Linked DNA regions of Mus musculus: regions 2 and 3 are each linked to region 1. The links are chromatin loops, found by intact Hi-C in ENCODE. Cell type or tissue: heart. All regions are shown on one strand. Links, peaks and the distances in the headings refer to the core of each region. The heading gives the core; the rest is flanking DNA. Region 1 overlaps Ttc33 (tetratricopeptide repeat domain 33). Region 2 has its middle 130 kb from the start of Gm41259. Region 3 has its middle 37 kb from the start of Gm41259.

What was found. A loop is a pair of places that touch in the nucleus more often than their neighbours do. Peaks named below come from ENCODE experiments on the same cell type or tissue, not always from the same donor. Only the 100,000 strongest peaks of a DNase experiment are listed, where the experiment ranks them.
Region 2: it touches region 1 in a loop (6-fold over the local background); 4 of 42 quality-filtered maps call a loop at or near these places.
Region 3: it touches region 1 in a loop (7-fold over the local background); 13 of 42 quality-filtered maps call a loop at or near these places.

What each region holds. Positions count from the first base shown.
Region 1 is chr15:5,188,339-5,198,785 of GRCm38, forward strand. Ttc33 (tetratricopeptide repeat domain 33) reads left to right here. Exons shown (of 5, transcript NM_026213.3): 2 at 1,244-1,465. The coding sequence starts at 1,245. Among named protein-coding and RNA genes, the nearest start is that of Ttc33, 8.0 kb to the left of the region's middle. In heart, for the core only: CTCF peaks have their summits at 1,538 (motif pointing right) and 5,691 (motif pointing right); DNase peaks (open chromatin) are centred at 8,063 and 8,553; H3K27ac peaks cover 355 bases.
Region 2 is chr15:5,909,883-5,920,329 of GRCm38, forward strand. No RefSeq gene overlaps it. Among named protein-coding and RNA genes, the nearest start is that of Gm41259, 130 kb to the right of the region's middle. In heart, for the core only: a CTCF peak has its summit at 5,591 (motif pointing left); no DNase peak of the experiment used is centred there.
Region 3 is chr15:6,076,835-6,087,281 of GRCm38, forward strand. No RefSeq gene overlaps it. Among named protein-coding and RNA genes, the nearest start is that of Gm41259, 37 kb to the left of the region's middle. In heart, for the core only: a CTCF peak has its summit at 4,085 (motif pointing left); a DNase peak (open chromatin) is centred at 4,677.

The DNA.
Region 1 (10,447 bases), core at 1,378-9,377:
AGATAAAACCTTACATGCTCCTGAATGCACACAGCATCTAAGATATTATACCTAATTGTAGGGATTCTCATGTATCTTAAAGCCCAGCTGTGTAGTTCATGAATAACTGGGTTTCTTAGTCTTATTGCTAAGTACTACTGAAGACTTCCAGTGTCCGCCTTGTTCTATCGGCTACTCTTCCTTTTCCTTAACGTTCACCTATCACACTAGGCCCACAAAGCCATTTTATGGTTTTTTTTTTTTTTTTGACTTTCTTAATAGTTGTGTTGAGTCATTAAGTATTTAAACCTCCTACAACTCTCCTGTAGTCAGGGGCAGTGGCACACACTTGTAATTTTAGCATAGGGGAGACTGAGGTAGGAGGATAATGAGTCCACTCTGAGCTATAATTCTGAGTTTCAGGACAGCTGTCTGTATAAATAGTAGGTCTTGTTTCGAAAAGACAACAAAAACCACTCAAAGCATAAAAAACTTCTATTAAGGGAGGCTTTCAGGGTTTGTGAAAGGAAAGAGGCACAACGAGTTGTCCATGCTTGCCTCCCAGCTTCCTTAGTGACTTGAAGTGAGCTCTGTCATCCGCTCCATGCCACTTCTTACTGTTAGTGACTTTGAAGAATTCCTAGGTATTATATAGTTTCATAGCAAATACATTGCTGTTCTTAAAGGAAAAGGTTTTTTTGAAGTTCAATCCTACTATTATGAAGACAAGTAGAATCCAGGAGTGGCTTATTTGTACTGTTGGCTGTCTAGTCTGTATTGTGATTTAGTCTTTTATATGGTAGTCTTTCAGTGTTGTTTTAAAGTCAGGAGTGAGAAGAGCACACTAGGCTCCATTTTGTCTTGTCAGTCTCTTAACCTAAGGGCTGGGTTGCCACCTTTCTTTCCCCCGAGTCCCATCCCTTCTCCCATTTGTTCATTCTTGAAGAAACAATCTTATTTTTCTTCACTGTCTGCTTCCTCTCACCCACATCTGATGTGTTTTTTGAGCAAGCTTCACCATATCATGTGTTTTTTATGAATTGGCAGAGGCCTGTTGGGATTTAGAGTTTGTCTGCAAGAGCACAGCACTCCCATTAGGAGATGAGGTTAGCAGTAGTGTCCAGATGTCACCTTTGAAATTAGTAGTCCTTGGTGATTGCTACCTCAGCCCACAGGTAGGCGCTGAGAGCCTCCTTCTGGTAGTCTGCGTCCGCCTGCTCATGAGAATACGTTCATAGCAGTTTATGTTTCTGAAATCTTACAGAATGGCTTCCTTTGGGTGGAAGAGGAGAATTGGCGAGAAGGTATCCAAGGCCACGTCCCAGCAGTTTGAAGCAGAAGCAGCTGATGAGAAGGATGCAGCTGAGAACGAGGATGGGAACTGGCTTCAGGCCAGCAAACGGAGGAAGGAAACCCTGCAGGAGGGCTGTAAACAGAGGAGCCAACAGCTGAAGGATGAAGGGGCTCAGCTGGCTGAAAACAAACGGTGTGCTTTTGAGATTTTAAAAAAGATTTTCTTTACTTTATGTGTGAGTGCTCTATCTGCGTGTATGCCTGCATGCCAGAAGAGGGCATCAGGTGGTTGTGAGCCACCATGTGGTTGTTGGGAGTTGGACTCTCAGACAGTGCTCTTAACTGCTGAGCTATCTCTCCAGCCCCAGAATTTTTTTCTTTTCTTTTTTCTTTTTGTAAGTGGAGGACAGTTTACTTTTTCTGGTTCACGATCTCTAATGGAATCAACTGTTGTCTTAGGTAGGGTTTCTGTTGCTGTGATGAAACGCCATGACCAAAAGCAACTTTGGAAGGAATGCGCTTATTTCTTCCAGGTAGCAGTCCATCATTGAACAAAGTCAGAGCAGCCACTCCATGCAGGAACCTGGAGGCAGGAGCTGAAGCAGACAACATACCATCGAGAGTGCTGCTTACTGGCTTGCTCCTCCTGGTTTGCCCAGCCTGCTCTCTTGTTTCATCAACCTAGGGGTGGCACCACACATAGTGATCTGGGCCCTTCCACATCAAACATCAGTCAAGAAAATATGTTCCACAGGCTCGCCCACTGGCCAGTCTGGTGGATATGTGTTCTCAATTGAGGTTTCCTCTTTGAAAACTACTGTCGAATCAAGTTGATATAAAACTAGTCAGCACAGATTCATGTTTTAAATATCTGATTTCATTTGTCAAAAAGACACTTGCAAAACTGCCATTTTGTAATAGTTCTATTACAATCTATACAGTGCTTTATTATACTCTCTGATGTTCGTCTAGGGAGGTGACATTGTCACTCACTGTCCTCTCACTTTCTCATTGGGTTTTCTTCTGTTTGCGACAGTCTTGCTGTGTAGCCTAGCTGAGCTCCCTGCCCTCCCCGCCTTAGTCTGTGTAGTGCTAGGATTACAGAGCCATGCTGCTGTACCACTTACCGTTGATTCTTAAGTACTTTTGTAAATGTGGTGGGTACACAGGAACTTGAAAATAGCATCTTTTATTCATAGCCCTTCCCTAGCTAAATTTCTACAAATGTGCCTGTTTCTTCCTTTATTTCCCCTTGATTTCCTATTTCCTTTCCCTTTACCCTGCTTAGATCTTTCAATGGGAATGAAATGTCTTCACAAGTCAGTGGAGAACAGAGAAATGTTTCGTAGCTGGAAAACAAGATTAGAGGACAATAAAAATGGACCTTAATTAATTAATTACTTAATTAATGGTGACTGTAAGAGACAGTCTCTTGAAAACCGGCTCCTACAACCCAGTTTGTCCTCCACCTTTTGGCCCTCCTGTCTTTACCTCCCAGGTATGAGGATTACAGGTGTGAGCCACTGAGTCTAGCTTTATCTGGTGCAGCAGTGCTGGTCAAGCCCTTTCCTAAGCAAGCTACATCCCTAGCCTAGTAAAGTCTTTAAGTATGGAATATACGTTAATAGAAGAATTCTCGAGTAGGAAAGATTTTTTATTTTTTTGTCTTTTCAGTGTTTGAGACAAGGTGCCGAGGTCTTATGGAGCTCAGGCTGTTGGGACTTGTGATCTTGGTTGTCCCTCCTGAGCACTGTGGTCATTGGCAGGTGCCACCATCCACTATTCTAGTGCAACTTTTTACATTGACAGATGTCCTGTCTGTATTAAAGTTGATGTATTCTGTATGCCTAGACTAAACCTTTTATTATAATGTACTAACTATACATACTAATGGGTTTCATTGGCTTTATTGTCCTATGTGTATATAGTGTATATAATGTATTGTGAGCTGCCTCTCTTTCCTCCCCCCCTTTGCTGATCCCCTTGGTCTCTGTGCTCTTGATGACCCAGTGAATTTCATTAGGGTTTCCATGGGTGCATGGGGTGGATGGCTATAGGCACATGGGTTATTTTAGTGGCTATGTTACTAAAGAAAATGTCTTTACCTCTTCTAGCAAGCATTAGTTACTTATAGATCCTTATGGAAGGTAACTTTTTTTTGTTTGCTTTGAGACAGGGCTTCGTTGTATATATATATAGCTTGAGCTGCCCTAGAACATGCCCTCAAACTCATTGAGATCTGCCTGCCTCTGTCCCAAGAGCTGGGTGAAAAGTGTGTGCCACCAAGCTTAGCTTTTTGTTTTAGGGACTGGGTTGCACATGGCCAGGATGATCTCCAGCTCAGGTCAGTTCTCTTTCTTCAGTCTGTTGAGTGTTGGGAATCTAGGCATGAGTGCCTTACTAACATCAGCTAAGATCGTAATAGTGTAATGCTAGTGTGTGTATTGTTGTTTGTGGTGTTTTAGGCATAAAGGGTTTTCTCTTGGGGCTGGAGAGATGGCTCAGTGGTTAAGAGCACTGACTGCTCTTTCAGAGGTCCTGAGTTCAATTCCCAGCAACCACATGGTGGCCCACAACCACCTGTAATGGGATCCAATGCCCTCTTCTGGTGTGTCTGAAGACAGCTACAGTGTACTCATATACATAAAATAAATTTTTTTAAAAATTTTTTTTATAAAAGGATTTCTCTTGGAGAATTTTGCAGATTGTGTTTTACAAGAAACCAATGTTAAGTTTTTCATTTATGAGATTACTTTTAAAATATCTACTGAACCGTCTTTAGAGCTCTCAGTCAGCTCCTGTTACAGGTCACGAACACTGTTGCGTTGCCTTTTCTCAGACCTGCACAAGTGTGATGAGGAAAAGGCCACCGGTTCCTGCCAGGACAGTCCCTTAGGATGCTCTGTGGTCAAGGAAAGATAACAACGTCAGAGATAAACAAAATAGCTCATGGTTTCTGCCTATGTTTTAAACCCCTGAGTCATGTCACTAAAATCAGCTAGCTCAGAGGCTTACTTTAGGATCATGAAGTTTTTTCTTTTCTGTTAGCATTTGTTTCAGAATAATGTATACATAGCTTTTGGAAAGTAAACAGAATTAAAGGGATTTAGTAGAATTAAGTAATTTGGCTATTTAAAACCAAACAAACGTAGAATTAGTGGTTTGAAAAATGCCTGAAGATATTGAATGTAATTGAATTACATTGAATGATATGCAATGTAAGGAGCAGCAGTGAAATTGAAGTGAGAAGCAGCCACACAACCCAGCTTCTCCCTGTCAGTCACCTTTATCCTTAGCATGTCCTTGAGCTAAACTGGCCTTTCTTTTCCCCAACAGTATGTGTATACGTGTACATGTTTGTGTGTGGCTGTGCATGCATATTTGTCTGTGTGAGTGTGGAACCAGACTTACTCAACAAGCATTTTCCCGACTGAGCTGTCTCCTGGCCTCTCATCCCTGTAATTCTTTTATAATTGTGTGACGACCTTGTCCAGTGTGTTTTCCTGCCCTTCAGATTTCTGCACACCAGTTGTTCTTCGCTCTCTCTGGTAGGCAGGCTGCTGGGCAGCAGCACTCTGAGGCCCGCCCGCCCGCTGGCCCACCTGCCCTCCCTTCCTCCCTCCCTCTCTTCCTTCCTTCTTTCTTTTCCCCTTCACAGCCGCTTGTTTTTCCTTTTTGTATTTCTGCTGTCTTCAAGTCACTTTACATACTAAGTTACTTGTTTTTATGTCCCTGTGAGTTTCTCTTGTTTTTTAAATTCATATTTCCTCACTGAGCTTTATTGAGCATGTAGAATTGTTTGAACACATTAATATAGTCTTGTCCAAATAGGCTACTGTCATCTCTCCCCCAGAGAAGTCTTCATTCTTTGATACAGTCTTCTACTGCTTGTTTGATGGTGGCAAGACTGCCTTAGACTTATTTTGCCACTTGAATTTTCTCTTCATAGTATTAATGATTCTTCATGACAAAAGGCTTCCTTCTGTGTCCAGCCCTAAGGATGCCTGATGCTTTTTAGATGGGCAGTTGACTATAATGGTTACGAGTGTGGACTTTGAAGTAATTTTACCTCCGTTCAGATCTTACCGTAATTATCATTTCTCTCTGTATAAATTTTGGGCAGGTCATTAACTTCTCTACCAGTTTCAGGTTTCCTCATATATAAGTGACGACATACATCTTAAAGATTGTTGAAAGATTTCAGAACAAGTTACATTGCATAAAAATAAATGTGTGTGAGATATTATGTATTAGGATTTTTATGGTATTGGTTTATTATAATGCTAAGCTTTTTAGAAGTTACTTTCTCCAATTTTTTTTTTTTAGACTTATTTCTAACTCGGATTTGTCTTCCTAAGGTAAAGGGTATAATCGCTCCCAGCATTTTAAAATTGGTATGCAGTTTCAACCACTAGATGGTGACACTTGCATAGCTAGACAAGTGGCTTTGTTATTGTGGCATGGGTTTGTGTGAGTGTGAAGGCCAAGTGTAACTGGAATTTATCATGAAGGTTAGTTAGGAAAGTATACCAGCCAAAGTGAACTTGTATATGTTTTCCCCGTGTGATGCACATCCTCTGACTCCAAGCTTCAGGGCATTTGAAGTCAATGGCTTTGCCTCACGTCTCACAAGAGTGGATGCAGTCAGTGTAGTGCGTGGATTCCTTACTCTCATGTCCTTGGAATGTCCCGTATCTGTAGATTATTTGTCTTTGAGCTGTTATAATGAATACCAAATTCTCATGAAAGCTCTCCCCCCTTCACTTATGCACTGGACTCATCCCTTCTTACTTCTCAGGAACATGTTCCCTAATTATCTCCTGGTGACTGTCTGTGTTGCCCGTTCCTCCCACGAGTCCCTTCTTAGCTTGCTGGCATGCCTGATACCGTGTTGTCCTACCATCTGAACCCCAGCTCTGTCAGTGTCTCTTCGCACCTCCTTGGATGCATAAAAAGCATCAAACTTACCAAGTAGAACATGTGAGTGTTTACCCAGGGATCTGCTGCTTTCCCAGATAAGTGAAAGGCACTGCCATTTCCCTAGTTACTTCAGCCTCAAACCATGAGTCAGCTCGCTGGCTTACTCACCTTCTCGGAGCTGTTCTGCCCCACTTGCTTATAAGTCACTGCCTGTCTGATAGCTCCCTCTGTTTCTGTAGCCATGCAGTTCTGGTTGTTACTATTGTAATAGACTAGTGAGACCCCATTTGTAATGCTGGTAGAAAGGCTCTTACCCCTTGACATTGACCAGATGAGACTTGGTGAAATTCTGGAGCGAGTGGTGAGGGTTAAGGCTGTGTGCAACAAGCTCTGACTTGTGGGAGAACAGCACGTAGGAAAGAGCCTGGGGACCACCCCTCACCCAAGCCCCCGATCATGGTCTGCTTCCGAGACACACTGATTTCATCGCTATCACTGAGAAGTTTCTCATGATAACGGTCCTCTAAGTTCATTTGCATAGCTGTTGGCCGCATCCCATAGGCCTGTATTTTCCTTCTCCCCTTTGCCCCGACCCTGTCTTGTTTACTTGAGATCCCAGTAGGGTTAGCCAGGAAGCTCTCACCTCCGGCTCTGTTGTCCACATAACCACTGGACATCATTTCTAGATGCCTTTCTTTCACTCCTCAGGCCCAGCCCAAGTGGGGTTTCTTATACCATATATACGCTTTTATCCACTCTCAGTTTTCACTGCAGTTATCCTGGTCTTATTGGGAGATACCTTATCCCTGGTTTCTTAAGAAACCTGAATTGGTCTCATTGTATGTGGTTTATATCCTGATAGCTTATTCTGCTCCCTTGACTGGACATCTTTTCGAAATGTAGTCACGTCAGTGTTAATAAAGCTATGAATTCTTCACCACGACTACATTAGATGAACACCTCTAACCCTAGCCTGGTAGGTTTTCTGTGGCCATGATTTGGCCTACTTCTCTAATATAATTACTTCCTTTCTCCTTATACTGTAATCGTACTGGTTTGACTTTCTATGTTCTGAACATGAAGTGCTTAGTCTTGCCTTGGGCTCTTGCCTTTGTCTGCAATGGACTTTCTTCAAATTTTCATGTTTGTCCTGTCTTGTCGTTCAGGTCTCAGGCTATATACATTCCTTGGAAGAATCTCCTGTTTGCCTATCACCCATTTTGAGAAGATACTTGGTCATTACATGTCACATCCCTCTTTAAACCATGGAATTTACATTGGAATCTTTTTCTCATGCCCTTTTCCCCAAAAAGTACTTTAGAAAGTTCTAGAAGAATAGTAGAGACCTTCTTTATCCTCGCCCAGAAAAAGTGACCTATAAATATTTATTAAATATGCCATTAACTAAATAGCTCACTGAATTGTAGTAAATTAGAAATACAGTCGGGAGCAAAGTAACTAAGCATTGTGCCCTTTCGTCTGGTGAGTGAGCATGTTATCAAACTTACTGGGCTTGGTCACCAGCTGTTCTTTGTCTCACTGTTGGGCATTATCTCACCCTGCCCTGTGTAATCCCTGAGCTATTCACCTTGCTTCCTTCCTTGTGCTAGTTTAGTTCCATGTTGTTAAGGCTGCCTTTAAACTGGCTGAATCAGACTTTGGTCATTTATTAACCACAGTGACTTTAAACCAAGTTTTTATCTTTTACTGTTTCCTATCCAACAGCTGTAACAGGGCTGTGTCTTTTCAGTCTGTTCCAGACTGAAGTTGAATTAGGAGATAGACTGCAGGAATTGGGAGAGACCACAGACTGACTTATTGGGTGCCAAGCATCCTGTGAGCCCCAGATGGAGGAACTAAGTGGGGCCATTGTTGAGCGGTGGGAAGGATCAGCTATGAAATGAACAAGGGCGTGAACGAGAGCCAGAGGGGGTGGGGCAGCTCAGGGATCTGTTAGGACTGAAGCTCTTCATTGCTTGCTTCACCTTAACTGTTGGAAAACAGTTCCTTTGCTCTTTAAATGTTTGTATATTTAGGCAAGAAAGGTCTTACCTGGAAGCATTGATTGAATTTTCAAAATAGAAGTGGTGGTGAGAAGCCGTTCTTTTCTTTTTGCTTTACTTTTGTGTTCCATACAAATCTGTAGGTGTGTTTGTACATGTGTGCGTGTCTCTGTGTGTATGCATGCATATCTGCCTAATGCAAAGAGGAAATAGAAAGAGTTATAGTCACTGTCCTGGTGAATTTCCTAGTTTATCTTGTTCTTTGTCTATGGGCAGCTTTGTTGGGTGGTGAGATGGTAAGTCCTCGTCCTTTGCAGCACTGGGGCAGTGACGTTTTGAGCAGTGTAACCTTTTGACAGCTGTTTTCCTCATGGGCTCTTAACATCCCTGACCCCGTGTGGCCCCTGCCACTAATTCCTTAAACACATGTGGTGACAGTTGAAAAAGACCTCTGTGAATTTCCATAAATGATACATGCTGCATTGTAATAACTGCTTCTAGTTTTTTTAGGCAGATAAGAACATGTGAAGTTAAGAGGACATTTGGCTAACACAGTAAACTTGCATCAGTAGCTAGGCCAGGCAGAGACTGGTGACCAAACCATTGCTTGTGTTTGAAAGTAAATGTTTTGTAGTGACAGAGCCATGCTTATCTGCTTCCGTCGTGACTGTGGCTGATGTGTGACACGATGGTAGAGCTAAGTACTTGTGACAGAGGCCATCCTGCTCACAAAGTCTAAAATACTCACTGGATTGGCTAACAACATGCCATCCTTTGCTCTAGAGACCAGAACCCTTCAAGGTAAACATCTCAGAGCTAAGACCTCTCTGCTGTACCTGGAATCTTTGTCCTTCGCCTCTCCTCTCCTCTTTCCCCCCTCCCCCACCCTTCTCTTTTCTCTGTTCTTTCTCTCCCTACTCACAATCTTCTGTCTTAGGAGTTTTATAATACTGGTTACTGAAATGATGAGATGGACTAAAGTAAGAATGGTGACTGCTTCTTGTGTTTCAGGGAAGAGCTTGTTTTTACAATCCCAACACACCACGTGTGTTCCCTCTTAGCATTTCTTCTATGCTTCTCTCTGTTTTCAGAAGTCTTATGGAGCAGGTAGGACAAATGGAGTGGATAGAAACTGTGATATTAGTGTCTTTTAAGTGCTCAGACATTTTCCATTTTCTGTGGGCTTAAAAGAATTAACACACACACACACACACACACACACACACACACTATGGGCCTAAAAGAATTAACACACATACATACAAAAAATCCAAACACCTGCTCAGGCCAGCTGTCATGGCTGTCATGGCATAGTCAGGTAGATTTCTGAGTTCAAGGCCAGCTGGTGTACAATAGTGAGTTCTAAGCAGCCAGGCTGCAGAGTGAGACCCTGTTGCAAAACAACCCCTCCCCCCCCCAAAAAAAAACCAAAAAACAAAAACCTACTCTGATTTCCGAGTTCAGAAAAAAGTACCCAGAAGGACTAGAGGAAAATTAAGTAAGACATTGTTGAGGTCATTGTAGAAGGCACTGCGGCCTTGGAAGAGCTGGGTTACACACTGTACTATCTTGGGAGGATTACTGCCACCAAGTTTGGGACTGGTCCTGTGGCTTCTCTCAGCTTTTGCTTTGTAAAAGGGGAGCAAGTCATACCACGTTTATAGGACTTTGAGTCAACTCTCTCCCTTTCAAAGCGCCATAGAACAGAATATACATTAAAAAGATAAAAAACATAATATTCCTAAAAATGAAAGAGTTACTCTGAGGTCAGTCAAGTGGTATCATGGCTAGTGTGTGGTACCATCAGCAAAGGACAGCAGCAGGAAGAACAGTGTTTTAATTTATTAGAGAACATCTTTATGGATCAAAAGATGACAAGGTGGAAAAGACAGTCCTGATGTTGGGTGTGTTTTCACTAGGAGCTCTGTTCAAACAAAGGCATTGTAAGTGGCTGGGCTCAGGGTAAAAAGCCAGCTGAAGAGTGCAGAGGTGCGCTGAGCAATGCAGACAAAAGATTGGCAGACACGCAAGTGCTAACTTGAATTTGCTACCACTGCATTAGAAAATTTACTGCTATAGTATTTGTAAGGAAATTGTGAATGGAAGGATTATTGTGAATTCCAAAGAAGGAATAGACTTTGCAGTTCCCAGCTTTTTCTGTTGTCAGTAGTTACACTGGGAACATTGTTTAGAGAGGCTTGGAAGCACTCACAGTCTACCTGAGAGGCAGAGCACTTACTTTTCATGAGATA
Region 2 (10,447 bases), core at 1,277-9,276, 720 kb after region 1:
GATTAAGGATGTTGAACATTTTTTCAGGTGCTTCTCTGCCATTCGGTATTCCTCAAGTGAGAATTCTTTGTTTAGCTCTGAGCCCCATTTTATAATGGGGTTATTTGATTTTCTGGGGTCCACCTTCTTGAGTTCTTTATATATATATATATATATATATATATATATATATATATATATATATATTGGATATTAGTCCCCTATCTGATTTAGGATAGGTAAAGATCCTTTCCCAATCTGTTGGTGGCCTTTTTGTCTTATTGACAGTGTCTTTTGCCTTGCAGATGCTTTGCAATTTTATGAGGTCCCATTTGCCGATTCTCGATCTTACAGCACAAACCATTGCTGTTCTATTCAGGAATTTTTCCCCTGTACTCATATCTTCAAGGGTTTTCCCTACTTTCTCCTCTATAAGTTTCAGTGTCTCTGGTTTTATGTGGAGTTCCTTCATCCACTTAGATTTGACCTTAGTACAAGGAGATAGGAATGGATCAAATCGCATTCTTCTACATGATAACTGCCAGTTGTGCCAGCACCATTTGTTGAAAATGCTGTCTTTTTTCCACTGGATGGTTTTTGTTCCCTTGTCAAAGATCAAGTGACCATAGGTGTGTGGGTTCATTTCTGGGTCTTCAATTCTATTCCATTGGTCTACTTGTCTGTCACTATACCAGTACCATGCAGTTTTTATCACAATTGCTCTGTAGTATAGCTTTAGGTCAGGCATGGTGATTCCACCAGAGGTTCTTTTATCCTTGAGAAGAGTTTTTGCTATCCTAGGTTTTTTGTTATTCCAGATGAATTTGCAGATTGTCCTTTCTAATTCAGCAGACACTGGCAAGGATGTGGAGAATGAGGAACACTCCTCCATTGTTGGTGGGATTGCAAGCTTGTACAACCACTCTGGAAATCAGTCTGGCTGTTCCTCAGAAAATTGGACATAGTACTACCAGAGGATCCAGCAATACTTCTCCTGGGCATATATCCAGAAGATGTTCCAACCGGTAATAAGGACACATGCTCCACTATGTTCATAGCAGCCTTATTTATAATAGCCAGAAACTGGAAAGAACCCAGATGCCCCTCAACAGAGGAATGGATACAGAAAATGTGGTACATCTACACAATGGAGTACTACTCAGCTATTAAAAAGAACGAATTTATGAAATTCCTAGGCAAATGGATGGACCTGGAGGGCATCATCCTGAGTGAGGTAACCCAATCACAAAAGAACTCACACAATATGTACTCACTGATAAGTGGATATTAGCCCAGAAACTTAGTATACCCAAGATATAAGATACAATTTGCAAAACACATGAAACTCAAGAAGACCAAAGACCAAAGTGTGGACACTTTGCCCCTTCTTAGAATTGGGAACAAAACACCCATGGAAGGAGTTACAGAGACAAAGTTTGGAGCTGTGATGAAAGGATGGACCATCTAGAGACTGCCATATCCGGGGATCCATCCCATAATCAGCTTCCAAATGCTGACACCATTGCATACACTAGCAAGATTTTGCTGAAAAGACCCAGATAGAGATGTCTCTTGTGAAACTATGCCGAGGCCTAGCAAACACAGAAGTGGATGCTCACAATCAGCTATTGGATGGATCACAAGGCCCCCAATGGAGGAGCTAGAGAAAGTAACCATGGAGCTAAAGGGATCTGCAACCCTATAGGTGGAACAACATTATGAACTAACCAGTACCCCGGAGCTCTTGACTCTAGCTGCATATGTATCAAAAGATGGCCTAGTCGGCCATCACTGGAAAGAGAGGCCCATTGGACACCAAACTTTATATGCCCCAGTACAGGGGAACGCCAGGGCCAAAAAGGGGGAGTGGGTGGGTAGGGGAGAGTGGGTGGGTATGGGGGACATTTGGGATAGCATTGAAAATGTAAACAAGGAAAATACCTAATTAAAAAAAAAATAATGACCAAAAAAAAAGAAAAAAAAAGTGTATGCTAAGGATGAGCCACACCACTAATTTCCAAAGATTTCTTTGGAAATCTCATTCAATATATTTTGATAATAGTCAACATAGTTGTACAATGTAAATCATCCATACTTTTTTATTGATAATATCCAACCTCTACCCCAACTTTTTCTTTAGGAAGTGTGATTTCTATAAGGTACAGTGTATGTTTGTATAAGGAATACGATTGGAACATGCCGGATGTAAAGGGGAGACATAGTAGTGGACAGTACTACTCTTTCACATAGCTTGTGAGATTGATGTGAGAGGAAAACGATGCCTTTTTACATTGCATCACCTATTGGAAGCAAAGACAGCCAAGGTAGAAAAGCATAAGTCAAAATTATCAAAATGTACAGTGAGAAAGATGAATTAAGAAATGTCCCTGAAGTCAATTCACAAAGATGTCAGCTCAACTACAGAAGCGCAGATTATTTAGGATAGATAGATCCTTTTTTATTAAGCTATCATTGTAGGAAAACAAAAACAGGTTTAAGATCAAAAAACTAATTGTAACAGCAACACCTGAGCTAGTCTCTCCTTGTGATTCCCAATCAGGTAAGTGTGCTGCTGATGTCAACTTATAGGTGGGAACAGGGACACATGGAGAGTTTAAGAAAGCTTTGCTCCCAACTTTCCAGTATGAGGATACAGAGTTTGGATTTGAACCCAGGCAACCTGAATCCTGACTTAGGCCTTTTTGCTTTAATACCAAAAGGAGAAGGGTAGGAAGGCATGGTTGTCAGCAATTATATTTTTTATACCTTGCCTCTCAATGTTTTATTATTGAAGTACTTATTGCGTTATTACCAGAGCATTTTAATCTGACAAGCAAGTGTAAGAGCCAAAGTGGTCTCTTCTGGTGTCTTTTCGTCTTAAACATTTAAGGTTAATGAGTGTTTATTAACTATGCACCAAAAATACTGGATCTGCTTTCTAGTGGCCATGAAAACTTATACATAATATTATTATTTACCATTTGATAAGATACACTGCTACTGATCTCCATTATGCATGATCAAACTTTTTTTTAACATTCCAAGGTTCCTAGAAAGTGGTACTCACAGAGACGGTAGACAAAGAACTAATACAATGTTTAAAAATAAAAATCTCAGGGCAAATGCTTCCCAGAAATTTAATAGCCAGATGTTTATCCCTAACTCAATCCTAAAATGGTCTGACTTTTATCTAACCTCCTACAAAGATTTTTTTAGTGTAGAACATGAAAGTCAAGGTTAGTTTGGAAATATACTTTTTTGTATGCTAATACAATGTTGTTTTAATTTTTATTAATCATTTTATTTATTTATATTTCAAATGACATACCCCTGCCCTGTGATATCCTTTACAACTCCCAATCTCCCCCTCTCCCCCTCCCCTTTGCCTATATGAGGGTGCTCCTCCACCCACTTACCCACTCCTATCTCACCCCTATAACATACCCTTACTCTGGGGCATCAAACATCCACAGGATCAAGGAGCACCCCTCCCATTGATATCAGATAAGGCAATCCTCTGTTGCATATATATCTGGAGCCATTTCCATGTATACTCTTGTTGATTGTTTTGTCTCTGAGAGCTCTGAGTGGTCCAGTTAGTTGATATTGTTCTTCTTATAAGGTTACAATCCCCTTCAGCTCCTCCATTCCTTCCCCTAGCTCTTCCATTGGGGTTCCTGGGCTCAGTTCAATGGTTGGCTCTGAGTGTTTGCATCTGTATTGGTCAGGTGTTCCCTCTCGGGGAACAGCTATACTGGACTCAGCAAGCGCTTCTTGTCATCAACAATAGTATGTGGGTTTGGTGTCTGCAGAAAGGAATGGATCCCTAGGTGGGGTGGTCTCTAGAAGACCTTCTCTTCAGTCTCTGTTCCAGTATTTTGTCCCTGTCTTTCGTTTAGACAGGAACATTTCTGGGTTAAACATTTTGAGATGAGTGGGTGGCCCTATCTCCCAACAGGTTCTATCTCCTCTTTGTTGTGTATATCGGCTAAAGTCAGCTCTTTTGGGTCCTGTGAGCCTCTTGTTTCTCTGGTATCTGAGACTTTCTAGTGGCTACCCCCAGGTCCCCATCCCTAACTACTACATATTTCTATATAGTATTATAAACAGAAAACTAACAATTGAGTATAGAGAAAAATAAATTGGACAGATGACAATTTATTTGCTTTACATTTTATTGTATAAAATGATAAAGGAAAAATGAATCAGACAAAAAAGGGATCAAGTGCCAGTGATTTCATACTGCTTAACTTATTAGTGATGACAATATTTAGTGAGGCAAATGGTGAATGATGTCTGTAATGCACTATTGCTAGCTGAACATTCATATATGTGGTTCGTGTGAATGTACGTATTCTTGGTCCGTGCATGCGCCTATGTGTGTTTGTGGGTGCATCTGCACATATATGTGTGTGCTTCTACAGACCACAGGCATCTTCTTCCAGAAGTCTTTGTTTTATTTTTCAAGAAATGGTCAAGAAATGGTCCTCATTGACTCTGTAGCTCACTGATTGGGTTACACTAGCTGCTCAGTGGACTCCAAGGCTCCTCATGGCTCTGCCTCTCTAGAACTGAGGCTGCTGATACAAGTTACCCTGCCTGTCTTTTTATGTGGATGCTGGTGATCCAAAGTCAGGTCTTTCTGCTTGCACAGTAAGCTCTTTAATAACTAAGCTATCTCCAAAATTATAGTTTATTTTGTTTTATAAGAATTTTGAAGATAATGGCCTAGTGTCTATCTGTATTTATGTACATAAATGTGTGTGCGTGTGTGCGTGTGTGTGTGTGTGGGTGAATTCTTCCTCAGACCAACACTAACTGTGACAGGAGGTGTTTGCACTCCTGATTCTGTGTTGGTATATGACCAGGAGGTAAACACTCTGGTTATGCATATGAGATGTAGAAGTGACAGGACTTAATCAAAATGTGACATTTCAATTTTCTGTTCCTCCTTCGAGGTTTTATTGGAGACTACCAATCATGTTCTTTTGTAACCCATGAGTATTCAGCCAGGAAATTTTCAATAAAGGATTGCATTGAGGGCAGTAATATTTTTTCTTATATGGAAGACATCTGTGAAAACCAGAGATTTCTTGACTTAAATAAACAAAAATATTTTACAAATTACAAAGTCAGACTCCCTTGAGAGAGAATAAATGATTTGTGAAAAGCCTTGAACATTTTTCTAGAACAAAGAGAATTCTGAAAAGGGTGCATTTGTTATGATACAAAGTTATAACATGTAGATTAGACTTATGTTATTTATACACTGTTTACATATGAGAATTTTAATTTTATCTGATTATATGTTGAGTTTTTAAACACCCCGATATGATGGTTACTAAAACTACAAAAGAATGGACCTATCTTTCCTGAAATTATGAATAAGACGGCATATTCATCATAACAGATATGGTATTCTTTTCTTCTCTAGCTATAGGTGATGATCAAAACAATAAAACACATTTTTGCTGTGTTATCTGAATGATTCTGTGTTGTGCTGTCTTTAGGAATGACCTGAGTGTAAATGAACAGATTGCAGGTGACCCAGGAAGAAACGGACGTTCAGTTTGAAGTCCCAAATCTTAATGTGCATTGTGCCCTCTGCTGGTGGATAAACACCTGAGCCAAGAAGTATTCATGGATGAGGAAAAAAATTATCCTCAGTATTCCATAACTATACACAGCAGGAAACTAGGCAAAGGTAATAAATACTTATTTATATTCCAAGTTACAATTCATGGAATCAATATTTACTCATGAATACAAATTCCTCATCAATACATTTACAAAATCAAGGTATATGATCTATATTAAATTCTTAAGATTAACTTGAAGACACAATGTAAAACAAAAACAAACAAAACCCTACTTGCCTATACTTGTTTCTTACATGGAGACAAAACAGAAGTATAGCAAACTAACCTTAGAAAAGATGTTTGATCAATTAAGATATAATCGTGAAAGCATTTGACCCAGTAGGAGGTGTTATAAGACATTGGACTGGTAGTGAGACACAGGTGAATGTCATGCAGCTTCAACTAAGGCTTGCGTGAAAGCTTCATGTATCTCATTCCCACAGAGAGTCTATTTTTGATGCCCTTTCAAAAATAGTTTAAGTCAATATTAAGAAAGTGAATGCTTTTGTAGGAAAATTGACGAGGCTGCAACATCTTCGTTCACTGCAGGCACAGGGCAGGGGCAATTCAGGTACATGTCAAGGACCACAAAGAGGGAGAACACAGCCTTCTATACCCTGTGTCATTAAGGGCCACAGAGAAGGAGAACACAGCCTTTTGTGCCTAGTAGAGGAAAAGGCTAACTTTATTCTCTTTAAAGTAATTACAGAAGTTATTGTTGATCACGAAGCGTGCACTGAAGCCAGGAAAGGAAGGGATAGGATTAGTCATCTATGTTATCCTAAAATGACAGATCTTATTGAAGTATCTGTCTCTCCAGTGAGCAGATATGACCATTGTTTCAATTGTTCAAGAAACTTCCAGTCACCTCTTGGCAGGGGAAAAGCTAGAGAAACATAGAGCAAAACCATAAGAGGAAACAGCACACTAGACTCCATTCTGACCACAAATCCCTGGATATGACTACCGGTGACGTGAGTGAATGAGACCTTTGCCAATAGAAACAAGTTCAGGGTGACAGAAGAGAGACCACAGGTTTAGCTTAAGGGAGTATTAGCAAGTGTGAACCCCTCACTCAGCCAATGTCCACTCTTTCTGATAGTGAAGAAACTAAGTTGATTGAATTTTGTTTGTTTTTAAAAAGAAGAAATGAATAAAAAGAAGCTGTGATTTCTATCTTTCTGAAACCTAGGGGAGGATGGGAGATAACTGTACACCATGTAATATAGGTGTATGTGTGTGTGCATGTGTGCATGTGTGTGTGTCTGAGAGAGAAGGGAAGAGGGATGGAGAGAATAGACAGGAGCATGGTGATATGCCCTTGTATATAAGCAGAAGGAATATTAATGATTATTTGGCAACGTGTTTGTCAGTAAATTTGAGGACATCTTTTCCATTTCTGTAAAAAGAAGACATTGTAGCTAATTGTGAAGTAAATCTTTGATAAGTCTATAACTCCATGCATCTGACTATTCAGATTGTCTTACGTCTAGAAAGAACGTTTTAAGGAAAGGGCCAGAAAATCTGTAGAGTTTGTGGAGTGCTCTGAATTAGTAAAGTTTCTTGTAAGGGACTTTCATGAAAAAAAAAAGGGGGGGGGTGGGTCTGGTTTGCATGTGAAGATCTTTATCTAAGGTTAGCACCTACTGCATCAGTGATCAGACACCAGATAACTAAGAGAAATGTTTTCACTGGAGGGATTTCTTGGGAGTTTACAAAGCCTTAAATAGGGGTTTGAAGGAGGGGAAGAGTTCAGATTGAGGGGATTAGGGTGGGTATGGCTGGCATGGGAAATGACGTAGCTTAGAATGGGAGGGTTGGCAGGTCTTCTGAGACTGTTGCAGTTCTGAAAAACTTTGATAAGTTTCTGAGGAAAGGCATACACAAAGTAATACAATGCCATTATTCTGTTTGTAATGAATGTTAAGTAAGCTATGGCAGGCATTTGGGAAATGTAAATAGGGGTTTAAATATGACTTTGCATGAAAGGACAGCGTGCCCAGATGTAAGGGCATAGAAGGTGAGGAGACTACAAGTTATATGAGCGTGTACCACAAGGTAGGAAAGCACTGCAAATACAAATGGCAAGATGCTACTTGTGTAAGATTCTCTGACAAGCTTAGAGTTTGGGGAATTATGCCATGGTAACTCAGGGCTTGGAACCAGTTCATGGTGCAGTTGGGGTAAAGCAGACAGAGCACAGAAGCTGTATTTCAAGGTGGATATACTAGAAACTGGCTCTTCCTGTAGCCATAGATTGATTACTAGGTTGGCAAATGAAACACAGGAAGAATAGATAAAGACAAAAAGAGACATGAGTAGAAATGCTTAGCAAATCAGAGCAGACAGATTTACTTTTGCCAAGTTGTAGAGAAAACCATCCCCTTTGGGTTGCAGGAGTATAAAAGAAGTGACATGGACCTGATATGTATGTACATGGCTTTGGGCATCTTGGTATCTAAGTTGCAACATAAATGTCTAAGAAAGTATTCCTTTGAGATGTTACATTTGATGAAGAGGGAGTGGGAAGTAGAGGAAATGAATAAGAGTTCACAAGGACTGAATGATATCAGTGCAAGGTATTTGAATTATTAAATAGTAGTGAGTTTAAATTTGGTAGACTATACAGTTCTATTTGCTTTTGTCATCAGTCATTAGATAACCCAACTGAAAGATTAAATAAACGATAGCCCAAAATAGTAAATGTATATTTCAGCACAACTGATTATTTTTATGAGCCAAAACAAACCACTTCTCTTTAATATAAATTTGTTACTTTGAAAACTTTCAAATAAAAACCCATATTTTAAGAGGAGCTTTCTCAGATATCTTGTCACAGTGACAATGCAATCAACTCCTGCAGACCCTTTCTGAGCTTCCTATTGAGGTCCACTGCCCAATGCCAGCATCAAGTACATATGATATCAGTGACTTTATGTGTTGTAGATTGTCCTGATGCTGCCTGAATTCTGATGTTAATTCTGGGTCCTCAAGAGGGGTGGTCTCATGGGAACCTTCTCCCCATTGGAAGCAAGGCTTGGAGGAGGACCCTTTAAAGTTAATCAATCACAGGGAAACAGCTACAAGACCTTACAGAAGCACAACTGAGCTTTATGAGCACTTTGATTGCTCTGCCCACCTTCCTAAACCATCCAGCACACCTAAACACTCAAGTGTGTGGAGCTAGAGTTCAGCAGCTCCTAGACTAGAGTGAAGCAAACAGACGATGTATCAATTACTCTTTTTACCAAAATTAAAATTCATACCACTCCACGTAAGAGTTATACAGTTAACTAATGTTATCATAATTTGATGACTCTTGAGGAATCTACAGAGTGCAGGAGGAAGAAGAGAAGGAGGAAGAGGAGGAAGAGGAGGAAGAGGAGGAGGAGGAGGAGGAGGAGGAGGGAGATGGGAAGATCGAGCCTAGGACATTAACGAGGCTGAGTTAGATGAGAGCATTTCTAGGGAGGATGGAAGGAGAAAAAAAAGACATACCTACCAAGAGTCTGGGTGGTTCCATTCCATGGTCTAGAATTCTGTACTGAATCACAAAGACAAAATGAGAAGGTATCTGAGCATTGATGACCCCTCTTGTACTTTCTTATTCCAAAGTTGTGAGCAAGCTCCTGATGGCATGGCTTCCCCCACCATTGAGAAGAAGAGAGGAAGAGTAAAGCTCATAAACAAGTAATAATAATAATTAATAATAATAAGACTATTGACTGTTACCCATGTCTGGGTACTGTACCTCCCTTGATCAGGTCTCTCCATTCTCACATAAATAACAGGTCACATGACATAAATCTCACAGGCTTATGTCATCACAGCAAGTTCATGGATTCCAACAATAACATGATGGAAGGTTAATGTCTTACCAACACATACTTCTTGAATAATATATAAACACAGAGCTATAGAATGTGCAGAGAAAGGCATGTAAGGACTGTGGTGTAGTGCAGGGTGAGTCGTGCCTTTCATTGCGAGCCCAACTGACTATAACTCACACACATCAGGCTTGCCTACAGCTACACTACACTTCTTTCCTTTGGAAATTAAACACGAACTAGACTGAGCCAAAGCATAATACATTTCTATTGTTTTACATCTTACCTCATTCTTACACAAGCATGGAATATTTGCCAAATATCAATTGGCATACACTGCTAAATAATATAATTATTCCAGGAAGCTAGCTAATCGTTAAGGTATTTTTGATTAGCTTGAATGGAAATGTTTATTGATTTCTTTAAAATGACACATACATTTTCTTTGACAGATACCACACACGGATGAAGTTATTAAATGATGTTATTTGTTCCCTATGAAGGGAGACAGGTGTTAAATTTGGTGTCTGGCTTTTGGCTTTCTGTTCTGAACACATACATTTGTATCAAAGGAGAGGAAGATAATGATGAGTACATTTTTTTTCAGTTTGGTTTTAGTCAAAGCAAGTCTTTGTGTTTTTTTTTATATAGTGTATCATAAAACTATATTTTAATCTGCACATTCTTACAGTTCATAATATTTTAATCTAGTAACTCTATTACAAGGAAAATTAAAATGCATTTTTAAAAATGAAAGGAGGTTTGATTTTGATAACAAACCCTTTTATGGTAAACAATTAAAATGAACAAACAAGAAGAACAAGGAAGGATCAAACCAAATCCTATCACACCTCCCTGACATCAACGAAAATGGTAAAGCTTATCTTGCCTATGCAAACTTTGTTATGGGGATTTTATGGAGTGAACCCTGACCTTTACAATCCATATGTTGAAACCTTGCCTTTAGGGAAGTAGGGAGTTAAACGAGGTTAAAGGAGAAGA
Region 3 (10,447 bases), core at 907-8,906, 890 kb after region 1:
TCCCCTACACTGGGGCATAGAACCTTCACAGGACCAAGGGCCTCTCCGCCCATTGATGACTAACTAGGCCATCCTCTGGTACATATGCAGTTGGAGCCATGAGTCCCACCATGTGTTTTCTTTGATTTATGGTTTAGTCCAAGGGAGCTCTGGGGGTACTGGTTACTTCATATTGTTGTTCCTCCTATGGGGCTGCATCGCAAAATCAAATGAAACTCAAGAAGAAGGAAGACCAAAGTAAGGATATTTCGATCTTTCTTAGAAGGGGGAACAAAATACCCATGGAAGGAGTTTCAGAGATAAAGTGTGGAGTAGCGACTGAAGGAATGACCATCCATAGACTGCCCCACCTGGAGATCCATCCCATATGGAAACTTTCTTCTTAATCACAAGGCAGACCCAACTGAGAAATGGACAAATGGGCTGGGGTCATAGCTCAGACAGTAAAATATTTACCAAACAACTGTAAGAATGTGATGCAGTCCCTAGGACTTATGTAAAAAGCCAGGTGTGGCGACCTGTGCTCATAATACCACTGTTGGAGAGGCAGAGACAGACCAAATATCTCTGTGAATCACTGGCAGTCAGCTAACCTTGTCTACTTGGATAGCATCAAGATGGCCAGGTTCCCTCTTTCAAAAACAACCAAACAAACAAACAAAAAAGCTGAGACTAACGTCCACCTTAAACGTGCACACACATGTTTGCACACACACGCACACATGTACACTTGCAAACTCATAATCATAGGCCTGCACAGAAATACACAAACAATAGGAAAATAGCTTTTATTTTGAAAGAAATAGGCAAAGAACTTGAATAGGTATTTTTCTAATGAAGACAGATGGCCAATACCCTCATGATCGCTCACAGCATTTTCCACTTGGGAAATTCATTGCTGTGACGTATATCAGAATTCCATTCCTTCGTACAACTAAATAATACTCCATTATACACACATACCATATTTCATCATGTTTGTTGGTAAAGATTGAGTTGTCTTAAGCTTTTGCTGCAATGGACGGTGGCATACAGGTCTTACATATTGATGCATAATTAAGTCAGTTTTAAATGCCTTTACATACCTATTAGTAAAGTTGTTACATAAAATGGTATTTTGTTGAGGTTTTGGAGGAAATACAAACTGCTTTTCACAGAGTCATTATTGTACATTTCCATGAATAATTGATAATAATTCCAACTTCACAGGGCATTTCCTATACATTCACCACACCCATTTTAGTAAATACGAAGTGTATGTTTCTATAGGTTTACTTGTATTTCACCAATGACTCCATCCATTAATCTCATTGTATTTTCTCGGTGATGCAAACCTCACCTCTCCTCATTTGCTTTTATTAGTCTTAGCTGTCTGCTCTCACGTATCCTTATATTCAATATTCTAACAGACAAAAACATTCTTCAGATAAAGAAATGTTTCACCATAAATATTAGATTATTTTGACTTTTGACTTGACAAATGATTCTCTTTCATGCACATTGGCACAATGAAATGCATGAAAGTTCATAAAATTGATATATTCCCTTAACACTTTAGTGTTGTGATATCTTCAGGAATATCTTCTACAGCTTGGGTGCCATCTATGACTAAGTGAAAGAGATAAAGTAGAGGGTAGTTTACTCCCACAGAATTGTTGAAGAAACCCTCATGGGGTAGAGCTACAGGAACGGAGGCATCCCCTATTAAAGGAACTCAAAACGTTAGAAGCTGGGTTAGGAGATGCTAAAAGCAGAGCGAAAGCAAATACAAAGGTCCTGAACAAAAGACTGAACCTGGTACTTTAAATGTTAGTAAGGTAGTGTGGATGCACAGAAGAGTCAGAGAGAGAACTGTCCTCAGAGTAGTTGGGATGCAGAGTAAAATTATAGGTTTGGGTGAATGCATAAATTTATACGTAGGCTAAATTGTCATAAAAATGCATACAAAAATTTAAGTATAAAGACTTCATGATATTATTAACATTTTTAAGATACAAATTTTGCTTTTCGATGGAAACATACGACACGAAATAATACAGAGGCATGTAGGACCTAAATAAGAAACAGTGATGGATTAGGGAGATTGGGAGAGGAAAGTGGATTTATGTTGGAGGGATAATTAGCAACACTTGCAAACAGGACAGGTTTGCTAGGTATGCATGAGACAGAATTGCGACAGGTACTCGCGTTTGCGTTGGTGCCGGTGCTTTTCTTTCTTTTTTTTTTTTTCAGAGTTTATAAGATATTTTTTAATACCCAGAAACTAATATCGATGATCACAAAACCCTTTGAGGCAAGAGCTTTTATCTTAGCTTTATAAATGCGACTTTATAAATTTTCATGACTTTCTCAGGATCATTGGGCAGATTTTACAATTCGTTACACGCAGTCCAGGATATCTTTTTTTTTTTAACTAGGTATTTTCCTCATTTACATTTCCAATGCTATCCCAAAAGTCCCCCACACGCTCTCTCACCCGCTCCCCCACCCACCCACTCCCATTTCTTGGCCCTGGCGTTCCCCTGTACTGAGGCATATAAAGTTTGCAAGACCAATGGGCCTCTCTTCCCAATGATGGCTGACTAGGCCATCTTCTGATACACATGCAGCTAGAGACAAGAGCTCAGGGGTACTGGTTAGTTCATATTGTTGTTCCACCTATAGGGTTGCAGATCCCTTCAGCTCCTTGGGTACTTTCTCTACCTCCTCCATTGGGGGCCCTGTGTTCCATCCAATAGCTGACTGTGAGCATCCACTTCTGTGTTTGCTAGGCCCCAGCATAGCCTCACAAGAGACAGCTATATCAGGGTCCTTTCAGCAAAATCTTGCTAGTGTATGCCATGGTGTCAGCGTTTGGAGGCTGATTATGGGATGGATCCCCAGATGGACCATCTAGAGACTGCCTGTGCTTTTCAATGAGATGGAAAATACTGAAGAACTCCAATCTGAGGAAAGCATTTAATGTTGAATAGGTAATTTACTGTGGAATCAATGTAAATTGACTAAACATTCCTGTTAAAACATATCTTGTATCGAGTTAAAAGAAATGCTAGAACGTTGAAATTACCAAGGTATAGTAATGTGTCTCTGCCATCATCAGCACTCAGAAAGCCAGTGTATGCTATCCTCCCATACACACAGACAAAAAAAAAAGCAAAAAGATGAAACTAACAAACTCAAAGAAAGTAAAAAATAGATACTGAGATGTGGGGAAGGCATTCCTAGCATATAATTTTATAATCTTTAAGTTTTATCAATGTCATGATTTTGTTGCCATGATAAAAGCACAATGACCAAAGCAACTTATAAAAGAAAGAGTTTATTTTGACCTAGCACTGAGAAGGAAAATCAGTAATGGGAGAGAAAGGCGCCACAGTGCTCAACAAAAGCATGAGGCCTAGAGGGCAACAGAAAAGCGAAAGCTGGACAGCAATGTGGAAATGGAACAAGGAAGGCTAGTTACTCTCAAAGACCTCCCCAGTAAAGCTCTTCCTGCAGTGAGTTTCTTGTCCTGAAACTTCCATGGCGTCCCCCAAAAGCACCAGCAATGGGGACAAAGTGTTAAATATATAAGCCTATGGGGAGAAATCTTCTATTCATGTTACTATATTTGATAAGAAACATTTCATTTACTTGGAAGGATGATAAGGGAGAACATGTTTCCTTGAGGAAGAGTATAAGCTTTATATTTTATATATGCCATCACATACATATATATATGGAGAGAGAGAGAGAGAGAGAGAGAGAGAGAGATGTGTGGGTGTGTGTCTGTATTGCACATGCTCAAGATTTCCTTAAGACAATTATATTTTTTCTTGTCCACATTTGACTTGTGAATGTCTATTTGCAAAACAATACTATATTCAAATCCTAAATTGCATGAATTATAGTGTTAAGTCTCAGATCAGAAATTAAAAGCTATATATGGGTGTGTGACCTAAGTAAATGATGATTTGTTCAAAAGAAAAAATATTATTCAATAATGGGCATGTTCAAGATTACTGTTATTATACTGACTTGGTTTGTGTTTCTGGAGAAAGAAACCACATAAAATGCACAGTTCACTACTGCCCTCTGCTGCACACAGGGCAGAGGAGAGAACTCGGAAGAGTGGCCAGAGAGCTATAGTATTGTGTCCTGACAACACACTCAGGTAGGATCCTGTTTAGTGACCACACTAACTGATCCTGGGTAAAACACACTTACTGAATTTCACTGCAAAAATAGTGTTTCAATCAGATTCATAGTGTGTCTAAAACACCCTCATAACTCAGGAGAAAAGATAGCTAAAATCCAAACAAAATGCTCATGCTGGACAGATCTCCGTGAATGAGTTACTTTTTCATAGACATGGTCTGAAGCCAGAGGGAAGCATCTCATTATTAAGGGGTCAGTGGAGTTCCTCTTTGATGTTTAGTGAATTATTATGAGAAGAACATCCAGAGAACAAAACGTTCCAATGGCAAGTCAATGATAAAATCTTACAGAGGCAGACCAGAGTAAGGCAAATTTGCCTTTTAGAAACTAGGAAGGATTTTCGTTGTTTTGTTTTCAGTTTTGTTTTGGTTTGTGTGGAAGGCTTCCAGCTGAGAGAGAACACTATGTGCCTCCTACCAACAGAAGGCTTGTTACAATGGAAGCAACCCTTAAACCGCATTCTGCCAAACATGCAAACATTCGTCAGCAAACAGGAAGAAGTCACCCAACCTAGTCATGCAAGCTGGCTGTCTTCTCAGGCCTCAAAACTCTCAAGTGCTCACGATGATCTTTTAGCTGACTCAAACAACTTTCTATCGGCTGCTGAACAACAAGTCATTTCGGGCTGGAGTGGAAGGGAAAGGCGAAGAGGCAAACCAAGTAACATAGAGACCATATAACATCACACCATAAAGACAGAAATAGTCTCTTTACGTGGACAAAATAATGTTAGAGCATCTAGTAAAACTAAATATTGTTTAAGTATTATTTAACTCCTGGTTTCCTTTCAGTTCCTAAATGGCTCCCAGTTAACAACATCTCTGGTGCATCTCTAAACAATTTCTTTGTGGGGCTCTGACTTATCTCGTGGTCACCAGTGTAGGACCACTGAATCCTATATGAAAGGTAATTTTGAAGCTGATAAGGCATATTTTGAACGGCAAAATCAGCAAAGCTTTGTTTTGGCAAGTAAAACGATAGAGCATGGGCAAACAGAGCTTTAATGCCACACCAGTTTTCATTTAACTGTTGTTTATCCATATACCAAATTTGCAAAGTTATCCACTGTGCACTTGCCTGTTCAATTGAAACTGCCTCAATGTTTGCAATTTTAGATATTTCCCTTTAAATATTAATGTCCTATTAGACAAATGGCTTGAACATATTTTCATGCATCATGTTGGTTTCCTTTATAAGGTCTACAAGTTGAATTCAAGGCATACTCAGCCTATACACACCACACACACACACACACACACACACACACACACACACACATTTTTTAAAAAAATATCTGGAAATCAAAGCAAAAATAAGCTATACCTTTACATGTAGTAGGATGACTGATATTTAAAGTCAAATTGTACTAACTCAGAAATGTATACTTTACGGAGTCCTATTTAGTTGTTTTGTTTTGCATTGCCTATGCTTTGGGAAATAATATTGGTAAAATCATGCCAAGACCAGTTGTACAGTTGTGCCAGTGTTTTCTTCTAGAATGTTTGTGGTTTCCAGCCCTATAATTAAATCTTCATCCATTTTTTGTTAGCTTGTGTGTATTATATAATCTAATGGTTCAGTTTCATTGTTTTGTATATGAGCTTCATTAGTTTGACAGCTTGCCATTTTCTTATTTTGTATTCCTGGCATCCTTGTTCAGAATTAGTAGATTGTATTTATGGATTTATCTCTGGATGCTTTACTGTGTCCCATGGCTTTATACATCTCTTTTTGTGCCAGTTCCATGTTGTTCTGATCACTGAAACTCTACGATACATGAGAAATTTCTCAAACTCAGTCACCATGAGGAAAAAATAAGAAGCTAAGGCCAGGAGACTGGCTTAGCAGGAAAACACTTGCTTCCTAAATGTAATGACACCTGAATCTGTATTTCAAGCACCCATAAAACACCTGATGGTATGTGTCCCTTTCTTGTACTTCCAGGGCTCAGAAGGGAGATACATACAAGGAAATACCAGAGAAAATTTACAAGCTAAATTAGCACCAAGCTCATATTAGCAGCTCTGTGTTCAACTAAGAAAGCCTGACTCAAGCCTGAACAAGGTGGATATCTAACAAAGAAGACTCCTGATGTCCACCCTGAGTCTCAATATGCACATGGACATACAAGGATACATAATTGTACACATATGTACTCCCACACATACAAGCATAATATACCCAATATGCCACATATACATATGTACATAAAAAGGAAAGAAAACACAGATTAAATCTATGATGAAATATTATTCTACACTTCTTAAGATGACCATAATCTAAAAGTCAAATTGTTATGAATATTGAAAAGAGAATAGCAGAAGGGAACCTCTTGTCCACTGTTGATGGGACTGGTATCTTTTCAATTGATGGAAAAGATGTGGAAGTTCCTCAGAAGGCCTGAAAATAGAAATACCACTTGATTTATCAATTCCAATTCTTTAGCTATATCCAAAGGAATTGGAATTCATACCTCAAAAACATAGCTATGTGCATCATAGCATTATTTGCAATTATCAATACAGAAAATATCTGTGTGCACTAGAAGATGAATTATATAATGAAAAATATACAGATATGTGCAAATGTGATAATTAATGCCTTGTATTAATTATTCATATATTATAGATATATTCATGTATTATAGAATATTCATGTATTAAAGATAAAGAAACTATGATTATATGCACATGCACACATTCATTATATTGCTGGGCAGCCTTAAAAAAATCTTGCTACATATGAGTACTCCAGTGGATATTTTGCTATGTAAAATAAGCAAGATGCATAAACTAATTTTACATCATTTCATGTGTGAAATCTAAAGTTAAACTCTTAAAAATGAAGTAGACAACTGTTGTTGGAGGTTGTACAATAGAAGAAATGAAGACCACAAACTTCTGAGAAAGGACCAAATATGAGACATGGCCAACAGTACTAACTGGTATTGTGTTATATACCTGAAACAGCTTCAAAGGTTCAGCCCATTATCATCAAGGCAGGAACATGGCAGCATCCAGGCAGGCATGGTGCAGGAGGAGCTGAGAGTTCTACATATTCATACTGAAGTACTTCATACTTAGTACTGAAGACTGGCTTCCAGGCAGCTAGGATGAGGGTCATAAAGTCTAAACCCACAGTGACACACTTACTCCAACAGGGCCACACCTCCTAATAGTGCCACTCTCTTGCCCAAGCATACACAAACCATCACAACGTGTATAATTTATAGTTTTCAATGATACCTCAGCAAAGCTAAGGGAAAGAAAAAGATGAAAATTCAGGTCTGGAATTACAATGCCACTACACTGGATTGTTACTTTATGCCTGTAAGGCAACTGCCTAAATTGGCCAGAGACAGAGATGCCTCTGAGGTTTAAAACATGATAATATCTGTGTTGATACCTCCTTTTGAATATTCACTTGATTTTTGAGAGGCAGTAGTTTAAAATTGCCTTTACTGCAACTTAAGATTTTTTTTTCCTAAAAGATAGAAAGATTGATGACTGATAAGTGTTGAGGTACATTGAGTCCACAATGATGTCTATATCACCAACATGATGTAAGAGATTACAAGGTATATGATGGACACTGTGAACAACAGTTGAAAGCTTAGGATGTTTCTGTAAAGTAACCAGTAAGAAAAATGAAACTGAGAAGCTAAGCACCAAGCACAATGTATCTATGAATACTGCCTTGAAAAGTAAGGCAAAATTCAAGACATATGTGATTGGTTATAGAAAACTTGTGAGAATTTGGATTAGTAGACTCCAAAGGAACAATCTTTACTATGGCAGAGTCATTGAAGAAATTCTACAGAAAGCTGTTCTGGAACAGAACAGCAAAGGCATAGCTACAATGAAGAGGGAATTTATTAAAATAAGGACTGCTCTCATCTCCTCCTTAGAAAGATGATCATCATAGGGACAAAATGTACATCTCTACTCTAACTTTCTAGCATGATATGACAAAGTTCCACTTCAAGGACATTGATTGACATAAAACTGAAAGCATCAAATTGTACTTTGGCATTAATTTATACTTTGATGTGTATTTCATGTATGCAGTGGGTATATTTCTATCCAATCCACACTTCATTCCTTTCCAATCAAGGCTTGCTCTACCCCTTCTACCCACCACCACTGTCTTAGTCAGGGTTTCTATTCCTGCACAAACATCATGACCAAGAAGCAAGTTGGGGAGGAAAGGGTTTATTCGGCTTACATTTCCATACTGCTGTTGATCACCAAAGGATGCAGGACTGGAACTCAAGCAGGTCAGAAAGCAGGAGCTGATGCAGAGGCCATGGAGGGATGTTCTTTACTGGCTTGCCTCCCCTGGCTTGCTCAGCCTGCTCTCTTATAGAACGCAAGACTACCAGCCCAGAGATGGTCCCACCCACAAGGGGCCTTTCCCCCTTGATCACTAATTGAGAAAATGCCTTAGAGTTGGATCTCATGGAGGCATTTCCTCAACTGAAGCTCTTTTCTCTGTGATAACCCCAGCTGTGTCAAGTTGACACAAAACTAGCCAGTACAATTGACCCCTTGTCAACTTGACACACAAACACATCACTAGTAAGCCTCAACCCTTACATTCTTATTCATCCCCAAGATCCAAATAACTTTAAAAGTCCCACAGTCTTTACATATTCTTAAAATTTCAATCTCTTTAAAATATCCATCTCTTTTAAAATCCAAAGTCTTTTTACAATTAAAAGTCTCTTAACTGTGGGCTCCACTAAAACAGCTTCTTCCTTCAAGAGGGAAAATATCAGGGCACAGTCACAATCAAAAGCAAAAGTCAATCTCCAACCGTCCAATGTCTGGGATCCAACTTACGATCTTCTGGGCTCCTCCAAGGGCTTGGGTCACTTCTCCAGCAATGCCCTTTGTAGCACACGCGTCATCCTCTAGGCTCCAGATGCCTGTACTCCACTGCTGCTGCTGCTCTTGGTGGTCATCTCATGGTACTGGCATCTCCAAAACACTGCATGACCCCTTCAGTCCTGGGCCATCAATTGCAACTGAGGCTGCACTTTCACCAATGGCCTTCCATGGCCTCTCACAGTGCCAAGCCTCAGCTGCTCTGCTCAACTCCTTCATGCCTTCAAAACCAGTACCACCTGGGTGACCCTTACACATTACCAAGTCCAGCCACAGCACAAGGTACAACTTTGGCTATATCTGGAACACAGCCACTGTGCTCTCAGAAAACACTTCCCAGAAGATGTCACCTCAATGATGCTGGTCTCTTCTTAATCACCGCTAATTTCTTAGCTCCAGCTAACCAGCATCAATAGTCCCAGTAATGCAAAGTTTTTGCTTTAGTAGTTCTGGTATCTTGTTAATCACAGCTGATTCTTCAGCTCCAGCTAACCAGAACTACAGAATCTTCACAATCAAAACAGCAATGGCCCTGAAAAGAGTCTTTAATTTTCCCTCTGAAATTTCACAAACCAGACCTCCATCTTCTGCAGTGTTCTCAACGTTGTCTTCCAAGCTCCTACACAACATCCGACAGAGCTCTTAACAACGGATGGATCTTCAAGCCCAAAGTTCCAAAGTCCTTCCACAGTCCTCCCCAAAACATGGTCAGGTTGTCACAGGAATACCCCACTCTGCTGGTACCAATTTGTCTTAGTCAGGGTTTCTATTCCTGCACAAACATCATGACCAAGAAGCAAGTTGGGGAGGAAAGGGTTTATTCGGCTTACATTTCCATACTGCTGTTGATCACCAAAGGATGCAGGACTGGAACTCAAGCAGGTCAGAAAGCAGGAGCTGATGCAGAGGCCATGGAGGGATGTTCTTTACTGGCTTGCCTCCCCTGGCTTGCTCAGCCTGCTCTCTTATAGAACGCAAGACTACCAGCCCAGAGATGGTCCCACCCACAAGGGGCCTTTCCCCCTTGATCACTAATTGAGAAAATGCCTTAGAGTTGGATCTCATGGAGGCATTTCCTCAACTGAAGCTCTTTTCTCTGTGATAACCCCAGCTGTGTCAAGTTGACACAAAACTAGCCAGTACAACCACTTTTCTCCAACAGCTTCAGGTGCCTTTTTAAAATAAGTATTCATTGAATTTGCTTCATAGATTCACTATGTGCATGGATGTAGAATCTACTATTGTAGCATGGGCAGCCTTTCAAGGGTTGCATTCCTGAAGAAAATTGACTTTTCCTCCCCCAAAGTGATGAGGTGACAATATCTCCTCAACTAAGAATGAGACTTTATCAGCCTCTGCCACCT